Linked DNA regions of Homo sapiens: all the other regions are linked to region 3. The links are chromatin contacts, found by Hi-C or POLR2A ChIA-PET in ENCODE. All regions are on one chromosome and are shown on one strand. Each heading gives the region's core, a stretch centred on a gene start or an enhancer-like site at or near the end of the contact. The rest is flanking DNA. Distances are from core to core; before and after follow the strand shown. Region 1 overlaps SEC14L1 (SEC14 like lipid binding 1). Region 2 has its middle 18 kb from the start of MIR6516. Region 3 has its middle 8.4 kb from the start of LINC02080. Region 4 holds the start of SNHG20 (small nucleolar RNA host gene 20).

What was found. Hi-C counts contacts between places; a loop is a spot of excess contacts on that map. ChIA-PET counts read pairs that join two places held with the same protein, here RNA polymerase II (POLR2A). Pooled maps may share reads with other maps.
Region 1: a loop to region 3 is called in a pooled map, with 2.8 times the contacts of the local background. The contact joins two enhancer-like sites. A Hi-C loop is called at or near these places in 1 of 50 pooled maps. POLR2A ChIA-PET finds 5 or more read pairs at or near these places in 2 of 52 experiments (A673 and activated T-cell).
Region 2: a loop to region 3 is called in a pooled map, with 2.7 times the contacts of the local background. The contact joins two enhancer-like sites. A Hi-C loop is called at or near these places in 1 of 50 pooled maps. POLR2A ChIA-PET finds 5 or more read pairs at or near these places in 2 of 52 experiments (Caco-2 and GM12878).
Region 4: a loop to region 3 is called in a pooled map, with 2.7 times the contacts of the local background. The contact joins the promoter of SNHG20 here to the enhancer-like site in region 3. A Hi-C loop is called at or near these places in 1 of 168 maps with a recorded cell type or tissue (K562) and 1 of 50 pooled maps. POLR2A ChIA-PET finds 5 or more read pairs at or near these places in 4 of 52 experiments (Caco-2, OCI-LY7, activated naive CD4-positive, alpha-beta T cell and 1 more).

What each region holds. Positions count from the first base shown.
Region 1 is chr17:77,210,602-77,217,147 of GRCh38, reverse strand. It overlaps SEC14L1 (SEC14 like lipid binding 1), which reads right to left. Exons shown (of 17, transcript NM_001143998.2): 15 at 4,947-5,198; 16 at 3,656-3,834; 17 at 47-3,230. The coding sequence ends at 3,125. Among named protein-coding and RNA genes, the nearest start is that of LACAT1, 40 kb to the left of the region's middle. RefSeq lists enhancers at 4,584-4,633, 4,974-5,083. Within about 2 kb of position 4,552, at least 9 of the 41 ENCODE cell types and tissues checked have a DNase peak (open chromatin) inside an H3K27ac peak, as active enhancers do; they include A673, where a contact is called at or near this core.
Region 2 is chr17:77,104,199-77,110,597 of GRCh38, reverse strand. It overlaps a transcript of SEC14L1 not described here. Among named protein-coding and RNA genes, the nearest start is that of MIR6516, 18 kb to the right of the region's middle. RefSeq lists enhancers at 2,727-3,056, 3,170-3,834, 3,897-3,946. Within about 2 kb of position 2,288, at least 5 of the 41 ENCODE cell types and tissues checked have a DNase peak (open chromatin) inside an H3K27ac peak, as active enhancers do.
Region 3 is chr17:76,787,491-76,793,703 of GRCh38, reverse strand. It overlaps a transcript of MFSD11 not described here. Among named protein-coding and RNA genes, the nearest start is that of LINC02080, 8.4 kb to the left of the region's middle. Within about 2 kb of position 2,128, at least 12 of the 41 ENCODE cell types and tissues checked have a DNase peak (open chromatin) inside an H3K27ac peak, as active enhancers do; they include A673 and OCI-LY7, where a contact is called at or near this core.
Region 4 is chr17:77,083,760-77,089,944 of GRCh38, reverse strand. It overlaps SNHG20 (small nucleolar RNA host gene 20), which reads right to left and starts at 1,302. Exons shown (of 3, transcript NR_027058.1): 1 at 996-1,302; 2 at 674-792. MIR6516 (microRNA 6516) reads right to left here and starts at 528; the gene lies at 448-528. It also overlaps a transcript of SEC14L1 not described here and SCARNA16. RefSeq lists enhancers at 821-930, 266-1,200, 1,121-1,430, 697-1,896.

The DNA of each region.
Region 1 (6,546 bases), core at 3,303-5,802, 420 kb before region 3:
AACTCTTCAAGGGAAACTGTTGTTTCACAATAAGAAAAAGACATTCTTTTCTTTAAATAGTTCACATTTATTATTGATAACAATAAAAAAATCTTTTAAAGACTATCAGTATTGTATTACCAAGTGAGGTAATATGTTTACAAAACATTTACAGAATTTGATATGCAAATAACAAATTTAGGAAGGAAAGTGAATTAAGACATAATAGAGGGAGAATCAAAGAATCATTAGTACTAAGAAATGGGAAATGACAGCAGCGTTTTAAAAGAGTGGCAAGGTACTAAAGGTAGAAACACGATGCAAACTGCATACTCAAACCATAGCTGCCCCAGAATTCCCTTACAAGGGGAGTGAGATTGGATTACTCGGGAGGAAACCCTGTAAGCATTTGTGCGGTCATGTGCTTTGAGCTCTTCAAGATGCACTACAGTCTTTGGGTATAAAAGAATGCCACTCCCGAATCAACTTAAAAAGAACAGATCTTCAGCCTGGGAGGGGGCAGGGGATGGCTGCAATTCAAACAGTTCTATAAACATCTCTGGGCACATGAGGACTGTTGAGTGAAGCATTTTCTTGGCAGCTGTCAGCAAAATCGCCATCTGAGACACAGAGAAAGAGAAAGAGAAAGCAGGGACCACCTTCAGGCCCTTGTGATTTGGGAACAGGAAGCACCAGGTGGAAGCAGCACAGACGCGCTACTAACCCTACCTACGAACCCTACCTACGAACCCTACCTACGAACCCTACCTACTAGCCCTACCTACTAGCCCTACCTACTAGCCCTACCTACTAGCCCTACCTACTAACCCTACCTACTAGCCCTACCTACTAGCCCTACCTACTAGCCCTACCTACGAACCCTACCTACTAACCCTACCTACGAACCCTACCTACGAACCCTACCTACGAACCCTACCTACGAACCCTACCTACTAGCCCTACCTACTAGCCCTACCTACTAACCCTACCTACTAGCCCTACCTACGAACCCTACCTACGAACCCTACCTACTAGCCCTACCTACTAACCCTACCTACGAACCCTACCTACTAGCCCTACCTACTAACCCTACCTACTAGCCCTACCTACTAGCCCTACCTACTAACCCTACCTACTAGCCCTACCTACGAACCCTACCTACGAACCCTACCTACTAGCCCTACCTACTAACCCTACCTACGAACCCTACCTAACCCTACCTACGAACCCTACCTACGAACCCTACCTACTAACCCTACCTACTAGCCCTACCTACGAACCCTACCTACGAACCCTACCTACGAACCCTACCTACTAACCCTACCTACTAGCCCTACCTACTAACCCTACCTACCAGCCCTACCTACGAACCCTACCTACGAACCCTACCTACTAGCCCTACCTACTAGCCCTACCTACTAACCCTACCTACTAGCCCTACCTACGAACCCTACCGCGCTTTCCGGAAGCAAAGGCTTCAGGTACCACTGAGGAGCTCGATCTCTAAGAGCAAACACAAATGTGGTCCAAAGGCAGGTGATCACAGCACAGGCCCTGGGACGTCTACAGTGTGCAGGCAGCCACTAGGGCTGACCCGACCGGGCAAGAGGGCTGCTCGGTCCCTCCCCCGCCCTCCTGATCCCTGCACGGGGCACACATGGCCTCCACACAGCTCTCCAGTCACGCAGCACCCACACAGTGCCTTCAGAGCGGAGCTGAGACGGCACAACCAGGATCTCCATGCCTACCACGCACACAGTTGACAGCCGCGTGGGGTTTGGCATGAAAAACACGGCCTCTGCTGCACACAGAAACACGTGTTGCATGTCCTTATCGTGGAGGCCATCCCCTATGCAACTTCTGGACAGATTCTCAAATAACCTGCTTTTCCCATAAAAAGCTGAAAAAATAAGGGCCTGTACCAGATAGAGCAGGCTTTAAAATCAGGAATTAAACAAAATGTAAAAGGCAAACAAATCCCATATTCTGATTTGCTTCTGTGAAGATTCCTTCATTACTCAAACTAAGTTTCCACTCACCCCGTCCCCCCAGCACCCCCACCGTCATGCACACATGCACACACACAGCACATGCACACACACACACGCATGAGTCCACAATTCCCATGTACAAAGAAGCAGGACTCCTACATGCCACACGCCACCCTGAAGTGGATGCGAGAGCTGCTGCTTAGCTACTAATAAAACCCCATGGACAGTGTCAAGTGGCAAATGCGACTTGCTGGTTCCAAGACGGCCTCCTAGTGGCTGGAACTGTCTGGGCTCTGAGGACAATGAGCCACCAGAGGGCACAGAGGAGATGGCCTACACTGGGCTGGGAGCTGACTGCAGGTGAGAGGGGCGACGCACGGAAGGAAACGGGAAGAACCCCCCCACCCAAGTTCACATACAGAAAAATCCTGCTCTAAAAAGTATCAAAAAGATTTGAAAAGGAGGAAAGAGAAAGTAATGTTTAACGATGGCAGCATTTTCCTGGAGTCACCAGGAGTCCCTGAGAGCCCCTCCTGAGCCCCCGGCCCCACTGCAGGACAGTGGGTGGTGTGGGTGTGTCTGGCCCTGGGACAAGGTACTCCGCAGGCAACCTCTGAATCCTCAGAGGATAAGGACCTCAAGGGCTGGCCCTAAGTCCACAGACCATCTTGACTGGCGGGAAGCATGGGGGCCGTGAGGCGGCGTGCGGGCCATGAGGCAGCTTGGGGGAAGCGAGCTGGCAGCTTCCGTCCCAGGTGAGGAGGGGCCATCTCTGGAGGATGTCACAGGAATTCATTCACTAATGGACAATGCGGAGTTCGTTGGAAAAATTTTTTGCATCAATATCTGAGACCACGTCAATCCTTTAATTGGTACAGAAACTACTTTTCTTTCAAGAGAGCCCTTGCGCTCTGGTTGGATTTTGTGCACAACGTATACAAAATCTATGGCTATTGAGTTAAGTTAGGATCAGAGTTAAAACTACCTGCCAAGGTAGTTTTGGGATCAAACGACTACGTTTACCATCTGAGAGCTATTTGCTATCTAGAGGTGAGAGGAGTCTGTACAATGTCGCCGCTGGGTGGGCGGGTGCAGCTGGCTGTCCGAGGAGGGGCGGCCGTCCCCTCTGCACACTAGGTGCAGGCAGCGCGGCACTACCTGGAGATCATGGAGCTGGAGTGGGACTGGCTGGAGGAGGTGGTGGCGGCACTCAGCTGGGAGAAGCCGCTGTGGCTGGACTCCAGGCTCGTCATGGAACCTCTGTAATGGCACAGGGAGGGGCGAGGCGTGAGGACCACCCTGCCAACCACCCGCCGGCCCACACTGCCTGCTGGACTTCGTGGCCCACCCTGTTCTCTGCTCACTTCTCATCCCCATCAGTGCTTGCAAACGGGGGATGGACATGAGTAACCCACCAGGGGGACCGGCTTCCCACAGCCTGCACGCAGACGGCAGTGTGAGCTAAAGCAAAGGCAGTCAGTCGGCTCTGTCTCCGACACTCTCCCTCTGCAGACAGGCAGGGAGTCACCGTGCCAACAAATGACCCCAAAGCCACTCCCTCCTGGCCCTCCAAGCATTCCTGACACCCGCCGCCACTGCTGATCCTGCACACGGCGTGGGACTGCAGGCTCCCTCCAACCATGCCCAGCTGTCCGCAGCACCTGCTGTGGCGAGGGTGGCCGCACCTGAAATCCTCCGAGCCGATCACCTCGGTGTAGTACATCACTTTACACTTGTGCGAAGAGACCTGCAGGGACGCAAGCACGTCGTCCACCCGGGGAAGGCTGCTGGCGGCGCACGCAGGCATGCTGTGGAATTTCCACTGCAGGATGTAGAAGCCCGGCCACCTGGTCACATGGGAACCCTAGAACAAGTAGGGCAGTGGCAGCTGAGGGCGACTCGCTTCCGACCCCTGGCCTACCACAGGCCTGACAAGCGCCAAGGGGACTGTCTTTAGGATTTCATGTAGCTACGGAAACTATCTCAATGGGATTCAGAACCTGCTATTTTGCTTCAGCAGCAGGTTTGACAATGTCCTTCCCTCTACTGAGTGTGGTCACTCCCGGGTGCTGGGAAGCCCGGAGGGACAAGCTCCATGTCCGTGGCCCTCACGAGGCCTGCCCAGCCCACCCCACCTACGGAGGCAGGAGCCTGGCAGGCTGGTGGCACCCATGCTGGAGGGAGGGCTCAGCACAGCTTCCCTGGACCTGGCCTCACTTTCTCTGACATGCTGCCAATCATCCAGCATGTTCGGGGCTGAAGGCACGTCACCCTAAAGTGAGCCGTCAATCCGTGGAAAGCTCCTTCTCCATTCTCTCCGAAATTCATGACTGGTTAACACAGCTTAGCTGTTCATTGTTTTTAAAATGGACAAAGGATTCTTTTACTCTGCCTCTAAGACCACTGAAACACTGACAAGCCTTACCCCTGAAAACTGTAAAGGCAGCAAAACGATGCATCTATTATGAAGGCCAGAAGCAATGCCCCCGCCCCGAGGCTACTGTGAGCACAGGCACCCAAAATAACCAGCCACAATGTGAAAAGGGAACTGAAAGCATTTGAAACAAATTAGAAGGTTTGGTAATGAGAGCTAATAGTTCTCTAAGTACTTGTCCCTCTTACTTCTATTTAGGGTGATTTTCCTTTGAAAAAGACAAACACAACCCGGTGAAATGAGGCGGGGGGGAAAAATCCTATGAAGCCCAGCTGGGCCCGTGCGTGCGATGCCTTCCCTTCCTGTCACAGGCTGCTTTTGGGAAAAGTCGCAGATTCTGTCCAAAACCACTGCGAGGCCTGAACTCCTTCCTACGAGACCCACTTGGCTTCCTGCTCCTCCAGGCAAGCTGCTCCTCCACAAGCAGGGCCTCAAAAGCTACACAGGGCTGCTCAAGGAGCGAAGCAAAGAGTCTACTCAAGACAGAATCACCTGGCCGTGTGGAGTCACGGATGCGCGATTTGACCTGTGTGTGATTTTACCTGCACGCTTTCTCCTTCTTTGCAGATCAGAGGCGACTCCACCATGCTGTAGTCGCGGCCCAGCTGCCAGACTTTGTCTATGAGCTGCACATTGTTCCCACCCGGAGAGGTGATGCTGTGGGCTCCCAGGGAGTCCTTTTTGGGTGGTTGTGGCGACCTCTTGGAGTGATAGATGTTAAACACAATGTCCCCTTTGCACACGTCGAAATCCCAAGTGATGACTGACGAGGCATCCACAATCTGAATGAGAATCTGAAAAAGAGGCAGCGTTAGGCAGCCACGATCCACGAGCACCAGGCCGGCATGCTGCGAGCGCATCGTGCTCTCCAGGGGATCCAGGGTGCAGGTGCTGAAGCTGGGGAGGGAAACGCTGAATGCGTATGGACGGATCTCTTTCCCCAGAGTCACACACCACCATCCATTCAACCGCTGGATCCTGCTACATGTCATGCACCAAGCTCTGTGTTCTTTGTGACCTGCACCTAGAGGTCCAAGATCTCCCATACACCATCTTCACACACACTCTAAGAGGCCAGGTCTTAGAAACACCAAACACTGTGAGCTCGTACATGAGTGGTTCAGAGGACTGCCCTGGGCTGGACAGAACAGAAGGCCCTGGAGAAGGTGAAAGCTAAAGAAAGAGCAGGCAGGGGAGCCTGAGGACAGCGTTCCCAGCAAGGGGGAAGCAGGGGCATGGAACCGGGCCTGCCGTGTGAGGCTCACACGAGAGAACAGTGGCGAGGCTGGGTGAGCGGGATGAGCCCCTGGCATAGTAGAGATGGGGTTGAGGTGGTCACCCCCTGGGTGCTGAGAACCAATTGAAAACCAAACTTACACAGCACCGACAGAGCTACCCAGGAGGGAATAATCAAAGTTAGTTTCAAAGATTGGGCGGGGGCGGACGTGAGAATGAAAAGCAGCTGTGCAGAGTTCTGCAGTCACTGAAAACTCCACCTAAGGAAGCAGCAGAGCCAGGCCCACGGCCCCTCTCAGCCCATGCACGCTGTCTGCTGTGCCCTTCAGCGCGTGGCTGCTCTACGAGCCGGGCCCCTTTAATCCCACCACTGCCACCTCACCACTGAAACGCCACTTCAGAATGTCCTTCCACAGCAGATTCAGTGAGGTACAAGGGTCCTGTCTAAGAACAGCAGGCGGCACCACGTGGCACGGCCCCCTCTTCAGCAAAGTGGCTCCCCAGGCAGCTCCATCCTGAGGCCTCGGCCCCCTGTGCTGACGGAACCTCTTTCCTGCATTCACAGTGGGGGCCTCCGCTTCAGCCTTCCTTTCAGTTTGTTGCCATCTCGGATCTGTGCTTTATTTAATACCCAAAGCAGAACGGAGGTTTTTACCATGTGGATGTCTACAGATGCCCCCGATTCACACGAAACACACTGCACCCCAAGTTCTTGAAACATGGACAAGAGCGATAGTGCCTAACAAACAAGGAACAAGGACTCGGTCCCTGGAGCCTGCCCTCCCGGTAAGAAATGAATACAGACAATCCTCAAGACGTTATGAAATCTGAGATTCCTCTATGTATGTATCTACAAGTAAGGCACACCAAATCTGTCTCTGCTTGTTCAAACCATGGCAACAGCAT
Region 2 (6,399 bases), core at 1,039-3,538, 320 kb before region 3:
GCCCCAATGTATTTCTTAAATGTATTTGATTGATGTCTCATACCTCTCTAAAATGTTTAAACCAAGCTGCGTCCTGACCACCATGGGCAAATGTTCTCAGGACCTCCTGAGGGCTGTGTCTCTGGCCATGGTCACTCATATTTGGCTCAGAATAAATCTCTTCAAATATTTTATACACTTCGACTCTTTTCATCAACAATCATCACCCAGGGCAAAGTTATTCCCAGAGCCACTTCCATAACTGATGGCTGCAAGATCCAGGCTCTCTAAAGGGAGGCTGAGGACAGTGACCCTAGGAAACAATCATTTTTCTTTTTGTCCAACAATGCAAGCCACTTCCTCTCTCTGCAACCAAGAATGCGTTTCCTTTCCGGAGCTCAGTCAACCAGTGTAATTACTCGAGCAGAAAAGTCACCTTTCAGAGCTTGGTGTTCTGAGACAGGAAGGCTTCTTATGTATTCCTTGGAAGACAAAGAATGTTCCTCAATGAAAACCGGGTAAACAACTCCATGCCTCTATTCTGGGTAACATGACAAAAGTTAAAAGGAAGCAGTTGGCCTGAAGTCAGTTCCAACTATTGTGTTGCTTGCACAGAAAGTACGGAATTAAAAAGCATGGGGGAGTCCAGTGGATTCCAAGAAAATGTTTGCGAGCCTACAAATTATGATGAATTATGATGCTATTTTCAAAAAAAGAGGCATATTAGGATATCAGCATTTTACGCATTTAGTTAATGTAACAGCTAACAGTCTGCTAAACTGTGGTGAGGCTGGGGACTCTAGTGGCTGGAAATGAGTAGATGCTAAGTACTGGTAGACTGTTTTGTTCCTTTTAGAACATATGGAACGGCATATCCTTCCAAGGCTGAGCATTAAACAATAAAAGCTACAGAAAGCAAAGAGAAAATATACCTTTGAACAGTTAGTTTCAGTTCGTTCTCTTTCAGAGTGTTAAACAAAAATCATAGGAGGCCCTTGTTTTGGACTAAACTCCTGCACTAGGCCCCAAAAGACCAGACAAAAATCAAAATGGAGTCACCCGTGCTCAGCAAACCAACACTGAGTTGTTATCTGACTTCCCAAGAAATCAGGCGAGAGAAATAGCAGCCTAATTTCCCAAGGAGGCCAGTTTCAGTCTCAAGTCAGCATGCTAATGAAGTTCCCTCTGTTTTAACCCTTACAACAAACAGTAACTTGGTGGGCTCTGTGACCCACGCCTATGATCCCAGCACTTTGGGAGGCCCAGGCAGGAGGATCACGTGAGGCTGGGAGTTTGAGACCAGCCTGGGCAACATAGCAAGATATCATCTCTATAAGAAAAAAGAGATGTAACTGTGACTGGTTATCTTTTTCTTGTTGTCTTTGTATTGTCCTGTATCTCTTCCTGCCTTACAAAGAATTTAACTTTGAAATGACCAATATGCTTTTTGTTCTGTTTCTGCTTTCTTCAGCCCTTAGTCTATAAAGCCAAACCCCAGGCTGGGTGCGGTGGCTCACGCCTGTAATCCCAGCACTTTGGGAGGCCAAGGCAGGATGATCACCTGAGGTCAGAAGTTTGAGTCCAGCCTGACCAACATGGTGAAACCCCATCTCTACTAAAAATACAAAAATTAGCTGGTGTGGTGGCTGGCACCTGTAATCCCAGCTACTTGGGAGGCTGAGCCAGAAGACTCGCTTGAAACCGGGAGGCAGAGGTTGCAGTGAGCTGAGATCAAGCCACTGCAGTTCAGCCTGGGTGACAGAACCAAACTCTGTCTCAAAAAAAAAAAAAGAAACAGATGACATATACATTCTTTTTTTTTTTTTTTTTTGGAGACAGAGATGAATGTATATATACATGTCAGCTGTTTCTTTTTTTTTGAGACAGAGCCTGGCTCTGTCGGCCACACTGGAATGCAGTGGCATGATCTTGGCTCACTGCAACTTCCGCCTCCCAGGTTCAAGCGATCCTCCTGCCTCAGCCTCCTGAGTAGCCCAGACTACAGGCATGCACCACCATGACTGGCTAATATTTTTGTATTTTTAGTAGAGACAGGGTTTCGCCATGTTGCCCAAGCTGGTCTCAAACTCCTGACCTCAAGCCATCTGCCCGCCTCTGCTCCCAAAGTGCTGGGATTACAGGCGTGAGCCACCACACCTGGCCTATACATTCATATTCTATGCTGGGGTCCCATCCCTCTGGCCCTCTGTTTCAGTTACCTGTGGGAAGAACCCACACGAACCATAGGGCTGCCACCTCCCAACTGTCCAGAGGAGACACACTGGACCCAGGTCTGTAGCAAGGGCTTCCTGCCGGACAGAACTGGGTTATGACGACCACGTTTAATGCAGAAACTCGGGACTCTGGATGGGGAAAGTGGAGCTCAGATAGTGCCGAGATGAGTCATCACCATGGGCTTTATTGAGCACATTTATATGGCAGCACTGCACACTCGCCCAAACAGCTGGAGGAAAGCTGCTCAAATGGGGAGAATCTAAGTCCGTGTGTGTGTGCGTGCGCATGGTATGGGGGGGCATGGAACAGGGGGCTGAAAACTGACACAAACATTTATACTGGCTGGGAGCAGTGGCTCACACCTGTAATTTTAACACTTTGGGAGGCGGAGGTGAGAGGATCGCTGGAGCCCAGGAGTTTGAGACCAGCCTGGGCAACATAGTGAGACCCCGTCTCTGTTTTTAAATAAATAAATAAAAAGTCAATACCAAATTGTGTTCAGAGACTGTGGGCTAAAACCAGCCAGCATGGCTCCTTTCTCAAAGGGACTTTCAGGCATCTGTGATAGTGTCAGCAAGCTCCAAGTAAAGCTTGAAAACCAACTCAGCCGTCAGCGCGTGGGAAACCTTTAGAACGCCACTGTGGAGAAGCCTTTGCTGTTGTTGCAAGAAAGTCAAGGAGGGCACCTTTACGTCACCGGGAATCCCCCAAGCCCCTCGGTGTGTGAGGAGGTTGCGGTTTATTCTGCCATCCACCGTTGTGGGTGGGGATCTTCTGACCTGGTCTACGGACTCCTGTATCTCATTTCTCTTTCCTGTTTTCTTGGACTTTCTCAATCTCTCTCCCCCTCTCTCCTTTTCATCTATGTCTTCATTAACTAGCATAACATAGAATAGAAATATATAATAGATTTTTTGTTTACTGAAAATACTTTTGAATTTTTTTCCATTTTTCATTAGTTTGAAACTACACGAAGGAGACTCTTTCTTTTCGTTCCTACCCAGCGCTCAATAGCTGTGTGACCTTGGCAAGTGATCGTCCCTGAGCCTCCATCCCTGTCTTTAAAGTGGAGATAAGGATGCCAGTCTCAGAAACTGTTCTGAGGATTAAATACCCAGAGCCTGGTGCCTGGAGCCTGGACCCCGGAGCCCGGAGCCTGGCGTGGGCTAAGTGGTCCTGAAGTGGAAGTGAGTTTTTGTTTGTGGCTCTTTGTTCTTTCCCCTGTGGGTCCACGGTGGTTGGCTGAATAAATTAGATTCTCCCCTGCCCCAGACTCTCAAGTCATTAAAGCTCTTCATTGATCAGCTGCTTCTCTCCAGTACTTAAGTGATCCTTGATGGTATATTACACCCCATGGGGGATGTGTGAACTCTTTTAGGTGATATGCAAATTACTGCTTTTCTGCAAAATGCCACCCTGGTGGCCGGATACAAGCATTCATGGGGAGTCAGCAAGGTGAACAGCAAAGAAAAGCCCGGGGCTGGAGAAGGAGAACGCAGCCTATTTCTCTCCTGAGAACCAAATAATTTTTCTTTTTTATTTTTTTTGAGAAAGGGTCTCACTCTGTTGCCTAGGTTGGAGTGCAGTGGCGCCACCAGGGCTCACTGCAGCCTCAACTTCCTGGGCTTAAGTGATTTTTCTCACTTCAGCCTCCTGAGTAGCTGGGACCACAGGTGCGGGCCACCACACCCAGCTAATTTATTTATTTATTTATTTTTTGAGATGGAGTCTCGCTGTGTTGCCCAGGTAGAGATGGGCTTTCACTATGTTAGCCAGGCTGGTCTCGAACTCCTGACCTCAGGTGATCCACCCGCCTCAGCCTCCCATAATTTTTTTGTTGTTTTATCTTTTTGAGATAAAGTCTCACTCTGTTGCCCAGGCTGGAGTGCAGTGACACGATCTCGGCTCACTGCAACCTCCGCCTCCCGGGTTCAAGCGATTCTCCTGCCTCAGTCTCCCGAGTAGCTGGGACTTCAGGTGCGTGCCACCACGTCCAGCTAATTTTTGTATTTTTAGTAGAGACGGGGTTTCACCATATTGGCCAGGCTGGTCTCAAACTCCTGACCTTGTGATCCGCCCACCTTAGCCTCCCAAAGTGCTGGGATTACAGGTGTGAGCCACCACACCTGGCCTCCTATAATTTTGAAATTATTTGTAGAAGACAGTCTCACTATGCTGCTCAGGCTGGTCTCCAACTCCTGGGCTCAAGCCATCCGCCAACCTCGGCTTCCCCAAGTGCTGGGATTACAGGCGAGAGCCACCATGCCCTGCCAGAACCAAATAATTTCAATGTCCCCTGGCCACGGAGAAGGAAAGTACAGGGTGATTTCCTTGATTCGTGGCAAAATTAGGTAGACGAACTGATATCCAGACTGACTTTTCCTTTTTTTTTTTTTCCTCTGAACTCTACTTATCTGCTTAAAAACAGAATCTCTCAAAATAATTCAACTGTCACAAATCCCCTCCCTGGGGCTTTTTAGGGAGTTTTGCACTAGGGAAGATTGTCTCCTCTCACCAGTCCCTCACCAGGATAAGCAATCACCTAAACAGCTGTTGTCACAAGACTAACATAAATCCCACCTGTGCTCCTCTGGGCCCATTCATCCTTCCTAAGAGTCCCCTGCTTCATGAAGATGGTATACAAGCCCCAGATCCTAACCACTTAACCTTGAGTCACATTTTTCTGTGAACTCTGGTGTACATGAATGTTTAAAAGTCTTTTCTCCTGTGAATCTTTCTTTGGTCAGTTTAATTTGCAGGCCTCCAACCATGAACATGAGGGTAAAGTTTTTCCTCCCTGACACAGGAGTTCACATCTCTGCACTATATCCTTACCATCATTTAATCTTTCGGAGGTTAATCTGAATGTTCTCTAAAACATGGGGGAATGGGACTATATCATGGAAAGAGGGTGGTAAGCACAATTTATAATATTACAGACTTACTAGGTACCCAGTACTTTGCAAATGGGACCTCCTTGAACTCTTTTTACGTGGGGTGGGGGGGGGGGTGGTCAGCGAGGAGCATGTCACAGGCTAGAGTCACTTTCTTGTTCACGAACACTGACCACACACTTGAGCCCTGTCTGGGTATAGGGGTAAACAAGACAGTCACCATGGCCCTGGAGTGGACTTTCCAGTTGAAGGCGTGAAAGGAAAATATCTTGGGCCCCCAAAATCACTAAGGAAAAATCCAGCTGGAAACTGCTTAGGGCCAACCTGCCTCCCCTTCTATTCAAAGTCGCCCCCCTGCTCACTGAGACGGATGCATATCCGATCGCCTTCTTTGGAAAGGCTCATCAGAAACTCAAAAGAATGAAACCGCGTCTCACCAATCTGTGACCTGGAAGCTCCCTTCCTGAGTCTTCCTTCCTTTGCTTCAAGTTATCCTGGCTTTCCAGAGACCGAACCAATGTACTTCTTAACATATATTGATTGATGTCTCCTGTCTCCCTAAGATGTATAAAACCAAGCTGTGCCCTGACCACCTTGGGTATGTGTCCTCAGGACCTCTTGAGGCTGTGTCACAGGTACGTGTCCTCAACCTTGACACACACACACACAAAAAAAAACTTTCTTTTTTTTTTTTTTTTTGAAATGGAGTCTCACTCTGTTGCCCAGGCTAGAGTGCAGTGGCGCAATCTCGGCTCACTGCAACCTCCACCCCCTGGGTTCAAGCGATTCTCCTGCCTTAGCCTCCTGAGTAGCTGGGATTCCAGGTGCCTGCCACCAGGCCCAGCTAATTTTTGTATTTTTAGTAGAGATGGGGGTTTCACCATCTTGGCCAGGATGGTCTTGATCTCCTGACCTCGTGATCCACCCTCCTCGGCCTCCCAAAGTGCTAGGATTATAGGCGTGAGCCACCACACCAGGCCAAAAACATAAACTTTCTAAATTAACAGAGAACTGTCTCAGATTTTCTGGGTTCACAAAGGGAGACAAAAAAAAAAAAAAGTAAACACAAGGCCGGGCGCAGTGGCTCACGCCTGTAATCCCAGCACTTTGGGAGGCTGAGGCGGGTGGATCATGAGGTCAGGAGATTGAGACCATTCTGGCCAAATGGTGAAATCCCGTCTCTACTAAAAATACAAAAATTAGCTGGGCGTGGTGGCAGGCACCTGTAATCCCAGCTACTCAGGAGGCTGACTGAGGCAGGAGAATTGCTTGAACCCAGAAGGCGGAGGTT
Region 3 (6,213 bases), core at 879-3,378:
CTCTGAACATAAATTGTGAAGATTTCATGGACACTTATCACTTCCCCAATCAATACCCTTGTGATTTCCTATGCCTGTCTTTACTTTAATCTCAATCCTGTCATCTCGTAAACTGAGGAGGATGTATGTCGCCTCAGGACCCCGTGATGATTGCGTTAACTGCACAAATTGTAGAGCATGTGTGTTTGAACAATATGAAATCTGGGCACCTTGAAAAAAGAACAGGATAACAGCAATGTTCAGGGAACAAGACAGATAACCTTAAACTCTGACCGCTGGTGAGCCGGGCGGAACAGAGCCATATTTCTCTTTTTTCAAAAGCAAATGGGAGAAATATTGCTGAATTATTTTTCTCAGCAAGGAACAGCCCTGAAAGAGAATGCGGCCCTGAGGGTAGGCCTCTAAAATGGCCCCCTTGGGTGTGGCCATCTTCTATGGTCGAAACTGTAGGGATGAAATAAGCCCCAGTCTCCCATAGTGCTCCCAGGCTTATTAGGACGAGGAAATTCCCGCCTAATAAATTTTTGATCAGACTGGTTGTCTGCTCTCAAACCCTGTCTCCTGATAAGATGTTATCAATGACAATGCGTGCCCGAAACTTCATTAGCAATTTTAATTTCGCCCATCCTGTGATCTCGCCCTGCCTCCATTTGCCTTGTGATATTCTATTACCTTGTGAAGCATGTGATCTCTTTGACCCACACCCTATTCATACACTCCCTCCCCTTTGAAAATCACTAATAAAAACTTGCTGGTTTTGCAGCTTGTGGGACATCAAGGAACCTACCGACATGTGATGTCTCCCCCAGATGCCCAGCTTTAAAATTTCTCTCTTTTGTACTCTGTCCCTTTATTTCTCAACCCGGCGGATGCTTAGGGAAAATAGAAAAGAACCTACATGACTATTGGGGGCAGGTTCCCTGATAATCTTCCACTTTAAGGACCTGACATTATATTGGGCCCATTCAGCTAATTCCAGATAATCTCCCCATCTCAAGGTGAGCTGATTAGCAGCCTTAATTGCACCTGCAACCTCAATTCCCCGTTACCATGGAACTAACATATTCACAGGTTCCAGCAATCAGGACATGGACAAATTTAGGCGGGTCCTTATCTGCACTTACCTGCTCTGCCATCTTGGATATGTTACTTGATCTCTCTGTGCCTTGGTTTTCTCATCTATAAAATGGGGATAATGGTTTCTAGTTGATAATTACTTGTAACATGCTTTAAAGAGAGCCCGGAAAAAAAAAAAAGAAAGAAAAGAAAAATAAAAGAACGCCTACACCGGGTGCAGTGGCTCATGCCTGTAATCCTAACACTTTGGGAGGCTGAGATGGGTGGATCACTTGAAGTCAGGAGCTCGAGACCAGCCTGGACAACATAGTGAAACCCCCTCTCTACTAAAAATACAAAAATTAGCTGGATGTGGTGATGCAGACCTGTAATCCCAGCTACTCAAGAGGCTGAGGCAGGAGAATTGCTTGAACCCTAGAGGCAGAGGTTGCAGTGAGCCAAGATAGTGCCACTGCACTCCTGCCTGGGCAATATAGTGAGACTCTGTCTCAAAAAAAAAAAAGGGTGCCTGGTATGTAGGTAAGCACTCAATATATATTAGTGATGTCTCTAGCAGAGAAAATTCGCTTTGGAAGGTCAGGCCGTGGAGGGCACCATGGCACTGTATGAAATGTGCTGGGCTCATCTAGCATATTAAGGATTCAGTGTTGAATAGACGTGAGTGCCCTGCACTGGGCTATTCTTCTTTCACTGGTTTCAATGGTTTCTGATCCAGAAAGGGATAAAATGAAAGAGTTGATCTCTCGGGGCGGGGGGGAACACAAAGAAAAAAGAAAAAAAAAAAACAAGCAAAAAACCAAAACCAGCTGTATAGCAAACCCAAAGCGCTTCATTCTGCAAAATAATGGGACAGGCCAAAATGGTTCCTAAGTCAAAGGGTTTGCCAGAGCCAAGGCAATGTTCTTTAGTGGAAAGCAAGCTCTGGCTGCCAAACAAATCATTTCCTGCAGAATAGGGTACAGCTTGGGGGGCAGCCACCTGTGGGAGGAGAGCCAGCCCAGACACCCCGTGCGGCTCCCCCACGGCACATGGATTCAGCAGGCTACCTCCCCAGCGCGCCAACCACAAAGAAGTAGAGAAGAAAACATCTGTTTTTTCCTCAACATGTTCTCACAGTGTCTACAATATGAGTCATCAAATTGCTTTCGGTTCAGTGACAATTATCCCAAAAGATCCCTTTCTAAGATATAAAACTGAGAAAACTAAACCAATTTAAAAAAAAAAGTTAAACAGGCTTAGAATGTAAACAAAAAAGACTGAAGAATTGGAAATATCTGACAACATTTTCAGGAAGTAAAAGAAAGAGGACCTGTGAATTGAAACGAAGTCAAAAATAAATGCTCAAAGGAGCCTCCTCTGGACTAGACTTCTCTAAAGCTGCAATCTGCTTGTTCTCTAAATTATCACACAGAAATAGGGCAGAACTACTCTTGATAAGAACATCAAAACTTCCAGATTTAATAGCAGCTCAGAAAACCAGTAAATCATAGCCCAATGCTGCAGGGAGGTGTCCAGGGCACATTCACACTATTTGCACACAAAGTTAAAAAGAAGGTCAAGTTTGACCTTCTACCTTCACACAAATATACATCCTAGTATTAAGATTTAGTATATTGTTGATCAAGGACCAAAAAACACACAAAACACACAAAATGTCAAGTTAGAATATTTCTTTTTTTTTTTTTTGAGATGGAGTCTGGCTCTGTCGCCCAGGCTGGAGTGCAGTGGTGTGATCTTGGCTCACTGCAACCTCCACCTCCTAGGTTCAAGGAATTCTACTGCCTCAGCCTCCCGAGGAGCTGGGACTACAAGGTGTGTGCCACCACGCCCGGCTAATTTTTGTATTTTTAGTAGAGATGGGGTTTCACCATTTTGGCCAGGATGGTTTCGACCTCTTGACCTCGTGATCCCAAAGTGCTAGGATTATAGGCGTGAGCCACCACGCCCGGCCGAGTTAGACTATTTCTAGGGAATATGTTTCCAATATTTATCAAGAAATATGAGTTTTAGGCCGGGCACGGTGGCTCACGCCTGTAATCCCAGCACTTTGGGAAGCTGAAGCAGGTGGATTGCTTGAGCCCAGGAGTTCAAGACCAGCCTGGCCAACACGGCAAAACCTGTGGTGGGTATGGTGGCGCGCACCTGTAATTCCAGCTACTCGGGAGGCTGAGGCACGAGAATTGCTTGAACCCAGGAGGCAGAGGTTGCAGTAAGTTGTGATCACGCCACTGCCCTCCAGCCTGGGCAACAGAGTGAGATGGTGTCTCAAAAAAAAAAAAGAAAGAAAGAAATATGAGGCCGAGGCCGAGCATGGTGGCTCATGCCTGAGGTCAGGAATTTGAGACCAGACTGGCCAACATGGTGAAACCCTGTCTCTACTAAAAATACAAAAATTAGCTGGGCGTGGTGGCTCATGCGTCAAGAGGCTGAGCCAGGAGGATCACTTGAACCCAGGAGGCAGAGGTTGCAGTGAGCCAAGATCACGCCACTGCACTCTAGCCTGGGCAACAGAGTGAGACTCTGTCTCAAAAAAAAAGAAAAAAAAAAAAAAGAAAAGAAATGTGAGTTGTAGAGAAAAGAGTTGTCTAATTATTTTACATGCTGGAAACCCAACCAAAATAACCCAAACAAACAAGCCAAAGTAATTATGTTTTATTTTAATGAGACATTAACTTTTCAAAGTTAATTATCTCTTAACCAATAAACACAATCCATATTCACAACCATGTTGATGAACAAAACCAAACTCTGCAAGATATTTAAAGAGGTTTATTCTGAGCCAATATGAGTGACCATGGCTGGGAGAACAATCCCAAGAGGTCCTGAGAAAGTGTGGTCAGTTACAGCTTGGTTTTACACATTTAGGGAGACAGAAGTTGCAGGCCAAGACATAAATCAGTATGTTAGAGTAGGCAGTTAGGCAGAACTGAGCAGGGCAGGAGAGGGCCCCTATCAGGTCGTCAGGCAACCATCAGGTGATGGTCAGGCAGTTGTTAAACTGTGTCGCTAAAATGATAATTGGTTGCAGCTGGTTCCAGGGACCTGCAGTCTCCCAGTAGATAGAAAATACCTGGAGCTAGTGATCAGCAGCTTCCTGATAAGATCTCAGGAGCTAGGCGAGTCGGTTCAAACATGTGCACTAAGAGGCAAAATGGGAGTTTAACTGGTATATGACCTTCCTCTGGGAATGCTTGACTGGTAAGAGAAAAATGCCTCAAACGAGCATACACACAACTTCAGTAAACGCACTGCACATGCGGCCCCTCCCAAGTGCTGGCAGGTCACTGTGCATGCAGACAGCCTGCCCCAAGGGGAAAATTAAGGGAAGAAAAACACAAACCCCGGAACCATGCCAATGTATAAAACCCCAAGCCCAAGGCTGAACAGGGCACTTGGATCTCTTATGTTGCCCACTTGACCCTCTTCCAAGTGTACTTTGCTTCCTTTCATTCCTGCTCTAAAACTTTTTTATTTTTTATTTTTTTGAGATGAAGTCTCACTCTGTCACCCAGGCTGGAGTGCAATGGTGTGATCTCAGCTCACTGCAACCTCCGCCCCCTGGGTTCAAGCGATTCTCCTGCCTCAGCCTCCCCAGTAGCTGGGATTACAGGTGTGCATTACTATGCCCAGCTAATTTTTATATTTTTAGTAGAGATGGGGTTTCACCATGTTGGCCAGGCTGGTCTCGAACTTCTGACCTCAGGTGATGCGCCCGCCTCAGCCTCCCAAAGTGCTGGGCTTACAGGCATGAGCCACCACGTCCGATCTTATTTATTGATTGATTTATTGATTGAGACGGAGTCTCGTCCTGTCGCCCAGGCTGGAGAGCAGTGGTGCAATCCTTCTCCCAGGTTCAAGTGATTCTCCTGCCTCAGCCTCCCAAGTAACTGGGACTACAGGCGCGTGCCACCAAGCCTGGCTAATTTTTTTCTTGTTTTTAGTAGAGATGGGGTTTTGCCATGTTGGCCAGGCTGGTCTCGAACTCCTGACCTCATGATCCACCTGCCTCGGCCTCCCAAAGTGCTGAGATTACAGGCATGAATCTCAGCCTCTACCGAGGCTGTGAAACCCCGTCTCTACTAAAAATACAAAAATTAGCCGGGCGTGGTGGCAGGCACCTGTAATCCCAGCTACTTGGGAGGTTGAGGCAGGAGAATTGCTTGAACTTGGTAGGCGGTGGTTGCAGTGAGCCAAGATCATGCCATTGCACTCCAGCTTGGATAACACAGCGAGACTCTGTCTCAAAACAACAACAAAACAACAAAATATATACATATATATTTTGGGCTGGGCATGGTGTCTCACACCTGTAATCCTAGCATGTTGGGAGGCTGAGGTGGTTGGATTGCCTGAGCTCAGGAGTTTGAAACCAGCCTGGACAACATGGCAACACCCTGTCTCTACTAAAAATACAAAAAATTAGCCAGGTGTGGCAGCGTGCAACTGTAAATCCAGCTACACAGGAGGCTGAGGCATGAGAATCTCTTGAACCCAGGAGGCGGAGCTTGCAGTGAGCTGAGATCATGCCACTGCATTCCAGCCTGGTGACAGGCCACTTCACTCCACCCAGGGTGACAGAGTGAGACTCTGTCTCAAAAAAAAAACCACAAACAAACAAACAACAAAAAAAGCAAAACCATGTATTTGGGGGTAAAATATTTGTATTTCCCTCAGGTCTCCTATCTGTCATGTGATGCTATGCCAGAGTTAGGTTGGAATTTGGTATCTTATTGCTACAGAGTCTGTTCTGTCAGTTTTATGATTGCTATTTTAATGTTCATGCTGGTCAGTTGTGCCTAAACTCCGAAAAAGGTGGGTATAATAAGGCAGCTGACCTTTTTTCCCCGGTCATGGCTGGGAATTGTTTTGAGGTTTCTCTAGCATCCTCTTGGCCCATTAAGGGGTCTGTTCAGTCAGTTTGGGGTTGGGGGGTTAGGGTTTTATTTTTGGTTTTCAATCATTTCACTGCTGATTATATAACAAAAGCTCATAGTATTATATTTACCCAACCATATGGCTGGAATTTGATCCAGCTTGATCAAGCCTTTCATTTTCTTGGAGGACCAAAAGTAACAGAACTAGACACTTAGGCCATATTGCAAAGAATATTTTCTTTCAATTACATAATGAATCTCT
Region 4 (6,185 bases), core at 53-2,552, 300 kb before region 3:
CCTGGGTTCAAGCGATTCTCCTGCCTCAGCCTCCTGAGTAGCTGGGATTACAGGCACATGCCACCATGCCCAGCTAATTTTTTGTATTTTTAGTAGAAATGGGGTTTCATCATGTTGGCCAGACTGGTCTCGAACTCCTGACATCAGGTGATCCACCCGCCTCGGCCTCCCAAAGTGCTGGGATTACAGGCATGAGCCACTGCACCTGGCTGAATTATGCCCTCTTAAGTGTGATCATTTAACCTTGTCTCCCTAACTGGGTTGTAGTTCCCAGAGAACAAGGGCCATGACTGTTTTCTTCATCTCTGTATCCGTAACATTTAACATGATGTCAGGCCAATGTATCAACAAATGTTTATTGAATGAAAGACATGACAGTAACATTGTTTATGAAGTTTTGAAAAGCAAGGGCTCTCTGATACTAACTACAACCATTTTCTTTAAACGTAGGTCCTGTTTGCAGTATCATACATGATCATCAAACTGCTGCTAGAATGCTCACACCTGTTACTGCAAATTCAAAACCCAGGAAAGACTTCTTCCGGGAATTTACTTTAGGTCAGGGTTGGGCTGCCTGGTACCATGCTGCACCCACAACTTGGCAGGCTCAACAACACAGGAGCCTTTCCCCAGACCGTCTGACCTGAACACTTTGTCACCATGCTTGACATACCTGGATGCCCTGCTGAGGTCACTTCGAATGCTCTCATCAACGAGGGGCAGGAAGAAAATAGTGGTTGCTGCATGTTTTCAGCCAATCGTCGGGGGATATTTCTCATTTTCTGTTGAAACCTTGGGGGAAAAAGTAACATAATGTGCTTTAAAAGGACAAAAGTCATTCGACGCTTACCACACTCCTAGAAACCTGGGCTAACCCAGCCAGGGACCCCAATGCTTTTCTGCTGGCTACGGGGCCTCCCTACAGCTCCTCATTCCAATTTCGGTGGCTGTGTGCGGACCAAGTTCTCTTTTGTCGCCTCCCGTCCAAGCCCTACTTGCGATGGGAGAAGCCGTCCCCGAAATCCCGGGCGCCGTGGAGGGGGTCTGGTCTCTGGGTCTCTGGTCACCCGGTCAGTGCCTCCAGCCCCCGGCAGAGCTCTGTTATCGTCCCGGGGCGAGCCCAATTCCGCAGGCTAGGGCCGATGGCGGCGGAACTGTGGTCAGGGCTGCCCTGAGTCATCCTGCGGACTGCGAGTCGGCGACCACCAGGAGGCGAGAGCGGGTTTCCCCTCCAACAGGCCAAAGCACGTGTCTCCACTTACTTCCCACTCCCCTGGGCGGAAGTAGCTCCGTCAGCAACTTCCGGCCGGAAGTGATAACTTACCATAGAGATAGCAGCTAGAGAGTCGATGACTTTGGATCTGGGTCATCCAAGCCGGACTTAAAGGGGTCGCAGCCCGCGCGGTGTGATTAATGGGGACTAGAGCCTGGGCCAGAGGGGAGGGCCCTGGAGCGAGGGAATCAGAAGGAACATCCCATTTCTTGAAAGCCCGCTGGGTTCCTGGAGCCGTGAAAGCATTATCTCTCTACTCCTCATGCAACCCTCTGAATTAAGTGCAAAGACCACTCCTGTCTTGTAGATGAGAAGTGGGGCGCTCCGGAGATGCTTGGTTACTTTTCCAAGCACAGCCGGCCAGGAAGTGGCAGAGCTGGGTTCACACCTAAGTCATTTCTGCTCCAAACCCAATGCCCTTTCCACCACCCCAGGTGGCAGGAAGGAGAAAGCTCAAGAGCAGAGGGGCTACGTGAAGATGCAGGCCGTCCTGGCCTATTGGGATACCCCCTGAAAAGCCTATTGCTCCAAAAGACCTGGTAGATTCCCGACAGTTCACTGTCTGTGGGCACAGGAAGCAACGAACAGGAATCTTGCTCTGAGTCTAATCCCACAACCAAGGAAGAATTGCTGGACCTTGTCTCAGAGGCGTTTGAACCAGAGCAACTCCATCTTGAATAGGGGCTGGGTAAAATAAAGCTGAGACCTACTTGGATGCATTGCTAGGTCATACAGCTCATAAAGACCTTGCTGATCAAACAGGCTGCAGTAAAGAAGACGGCCAAAATCCTCCAAAACCAAGATGGCTATGAGAGTGACCTCTGGTTGCCCTCACTGGTACACGCCCACCAGCGCCATGACAGTTTACAAATGCCGTGGCAACGTCAGGAAGTTACCCTACATGGTCTAAAAAGGGGAGGCATGAATAATCCACCCCTTGTTTAACATATCACCAAGAAATAACCATTAAAAAAAAAAGGCCAGGTACACTTTGGGAGGCCGAGGCAGATGGATCACTTGATGTTGGGAGTTCGAAACCAGCCTGACCAACCTGGTGAAACTCCATCTCTACTAAAAATACAAAATTAGCCAGGTGTGGTGGCACACACTTGTAATCCCAGCTACTTGGGAGTCTGAGGCAGGAGAATCGCTTGAACCCAGGAGGCGGAGGGTGCAGTGAGCCAAGACTGCACCACTGAGGCCAGGCATGGTGGCTCGACCCTGTAATTCCAGCACTTTGGGAGGCCAAGGCGGGCAGATCACCTGTGGTCGGGAGTTTGAGACCAGCCTGACCGACATGGAGAAACCCCGTCTCTACTAAAATTACAAAAAATTAGCCAGGCGTGGTGGTGCATGCCTGTAATCCCAGCTACTTGGGAGGCTGAGGCAAGAGAATTGCTTGAACCAGGCAGGTGGAGGTTGCGGTGAGCCGAGATTGCGCCATTGCACTCTAGCCTGGGCAACAACAGAGAAACTCCGTCTCAAAAAATAAAATAAAATAAAATAAAATAAAGACCGTGCCACTGCACTCCAGCTTGGGTGACAGAGCGAGATTTTTATGACCGCACCTCCTTCACAATGTCTTTGAGTTGTCTCACTCACATTCAACAATACATACTGTTAGTTTTATTAACTTGGAAATATTTAACTTACATTTTTGTTTTGATGGAGGAGCTACAGTTCTGTTTTGTTTTACCATATTTCATGAGTTTACATAAGAATGAAAGGATATAATTGTATAATCAGCTTAACTGGAGTAAACAGGTTTGTAAACAACGCAAGTGGCTTCAGGCAGGCATTGGGCTCACCTGGTTGGAGCAGAAGCCGGGTGCCCCAGGAGGGGAGCCTCCAGGTTTCTTTTGTGTGGGTGATCCCCGTCAGTACCACTTGGAGTGGGAGAGGGACTTTTCTCAAAGGAAGCAGGGGTGAAGGCGTCCTGGACAGGCGAAAACTACAGGCGTCTACTACATGGCCCTACCTCTGCCCCCTGGTGGTGGCTCTTGGTGGCGCTGCTGACCACAGGTGATGTTAGAAACAAGCCAGCCGTGCACCTAGCAGGTCTTCTCCGGGGCTGCCTGTCTGACCTGCAGGATAGAGTCCACACGATTGCTTTCCCCCTCTTTTTCCATTTCTGCTTCATTAGGAAAAAACAAAACTCAACAAATCACCCTTACCTGTCCTGGCCCTGTTGATCTGACCGCCTTTCATCACCTTGGTGCCCACACAGACCCCTGCTCCAGCCATTCTGCCCAGCCCAGCTCCCAGACACTCCGCGCATCCGCACTCCAGCAGAGCACACCTGCCCTTTGAAGCCAGCTCTGGTCCCAGGTGACAGTTTCTTCTCACATGCTCTCCGGTGCCAATTGTTTGACATATCCTGTGTCCCCTGGGCTATTTGTTACACACCTTTCGATGAACACATCTGGTCTCTGTTGAGTGGGGCTGTTCTCTCTAAAGGCAGGGTGTTGTCAGCATCCTCAGCCTTATCGGGAAGATGAGGTCTGCAGCAGGAACCTTTGCCCCCACCTCCCCAGACGAGAGAGGATGAATCCCCCGGAGCTGGGAGGGCTGCAGGAAACAGAGATACACATCTCCTTCCTGGCCAGATGCTTGCTACATCACAGACCCTGCCAGCAGGTCCTGGCACTGCTGCCAGAGAGAATGTGGTGAGAGGCCAGGCATGATGGCTCATGCCTATAATCCCAGCACTTTGGGAGGCTGAGCAGGTGGATCACCTGAGGTCAGGAGTTCAAGACCAGTCTGGCCAACATGGTGAAACCCTGTTTCTACTAAAAATACAAAAATTAGCTGAGTGTGGCAGTGGGTGCCTGTAGTCCCAGCTACTCAGGAGGCTGAGGCAGGAGAATTGCTTGAACCCAGGAAGGGGAGGTTGCCGTGAGCAGAGATCGCACCATTGCACTCCAGCCTGGGTGACAAGAGCGAAACTCCATCTCAAAAAAAAAGAAAGAAAGAAAAGAAAAAGACAAAAAAGAAAGCATAGGGAAGCCGGGCATGGTGGCTCACACCTGTAATCCCAACACTTTGGGAGGCCGAGGCTGGTGGATCACTTGAGGTGAGGAGTTCAAGACCAGCCTGGCCAACACAGTGAAACCCCGTCTCTACTAAAAATACAAAAATTAGCCGAGTATGGCAGCAGGCGCCTGTAGTCCCAGCTACTCGGGAGGTTGAGGCAGGAGAATCACTTGAACCCAGGAGGCGGAGGTTGCAGTGAGCTGAGATTGTGCAACTGCACTCCAGCCTGGGTGACACAGAAAGACTCTGTCTCAAAAAATACATAAATAAATAGTTTTGTTACAATTTTGTATGCAGGGAGTCAGGGACACACTTATATAAACATTTTCTTTCTTTCTTTTTTTGGGTTTTTTTTTTTTTTTTTTTTTGAGAGAGAGTCTTGCTTTGTCACCCAGGCTGGAGTGCAATGGTGCGATCTTGACTCACTGCAACTTTCACCTCCTGGGTTCAAGCGATTCTCCTGCCTCAGCCTCCCGAGTAGCTAGGATTACAGGCATGCGCCACCACGCTTAGTTAATTTTTATATTTTTAGTAGAGATGGGGGTTTCACCAGGTTGGCCACGCTGGTCTTGAACTCCTTACCTTAAGTGATCCGCCTGCCTCAGCCTCCCAAAGTGCTGGGATTACAGGTGTGAGCCACCGCGCCCCGCTAAAAGTTTTCTTCGTTGATTTTGTGAAATTCAAATATAACCCGTGTTCTATATTTTATCTGGCAGCCCTAATTGCAAGGCAAAAGCCACAGTATCCCCCTGCACAGGGCTGAGAGGAAGCAGGTGGGGGCAGGAGAGGTGCCGGCAGTTTGCAGATGTGCAGAGCTAGTGGAAGACATTCCTCAAAGTCCCCATGGTTCAGGAACCCACTTTATTTATGTTTTACTTACTTTAATTTTTTTTTTTTTTGAGACGGTCTCACTCTATCGCTCAGGCTGGAGTACAGTGGCACAATCAGGGATCACTGCAGTCTTGATCTCCTGGGCTGAAGGGATATTCCCGCTTCAGCACCCAACCCCACCCCTGGCCCCAGCAGCTGGGACTACAGGCACGTGCCACCATGCCCAGCTAATGTTTTTTCTTTTTTTCTTTTTTTTTTTGAGACAGAGTTTTGAGAGTTTTGCTCTTGCTGCCCAGGCTGGAGTGCAATGGTACAATCTCAGCTCACTGCAACCTCCGCCTCCTGGGTTCAAGTGATTCTCCTGCCTCAGCCTCCATGCACCACCATGCCCAGCTAATTTTTTGTATTTAGTAGAGACGGGGTTTCACCATGTTGGTCAGGCTGGTCTCGAACTCCTGACCTCAGGTGATCCACCCACCTTGGCCTCGCAAAATGTTGGGATTACAGGCATGAGTCACTGCACCTGGCCTATTTTTTATTTTATTTTTTTTTAATTTTTATTTTAGTAGAGACAAGAAGGTCTCACTATGTTGCTGGTCTCAAACTCCTGAGCTCAAGAGATCCTCCCACCTCAGCCTCCTAAAGTGCTGGCAATATGGGTGTGAGCCACTGCGTCCGGCCTCAGGACCCCATTTTAAAGAACAGGCATCCCAGTCCTAGGGCCAGCCACAAGCCCTCCACAGCAAAGGCTTGGCAGCCTGTGGCTGGCAGCTCCTGATGTTTTGCTCACCTATGCAGAGGTGGCCACGGGGCTGCTGCCTGGCATCTGGAATGCTTTTGAGGGGAGGCAGAGGAGAGCAGGGGGGTTGGGTTACAGTGTGTGGTGCTAACCATTCCACAGTCGTTTTGAGCTCTGCAGGGTGGTGGCTGGCAGGACCCATTGAGGAACCAGGGCCAGGAAGCAGGCCTTCCTCTGGCCCTGATAGCTCTGGGTAGTGCTGGGCTCAGGCTGCAGCTGTGCCTACAGCTGTCAGGCAGGAACCTGACT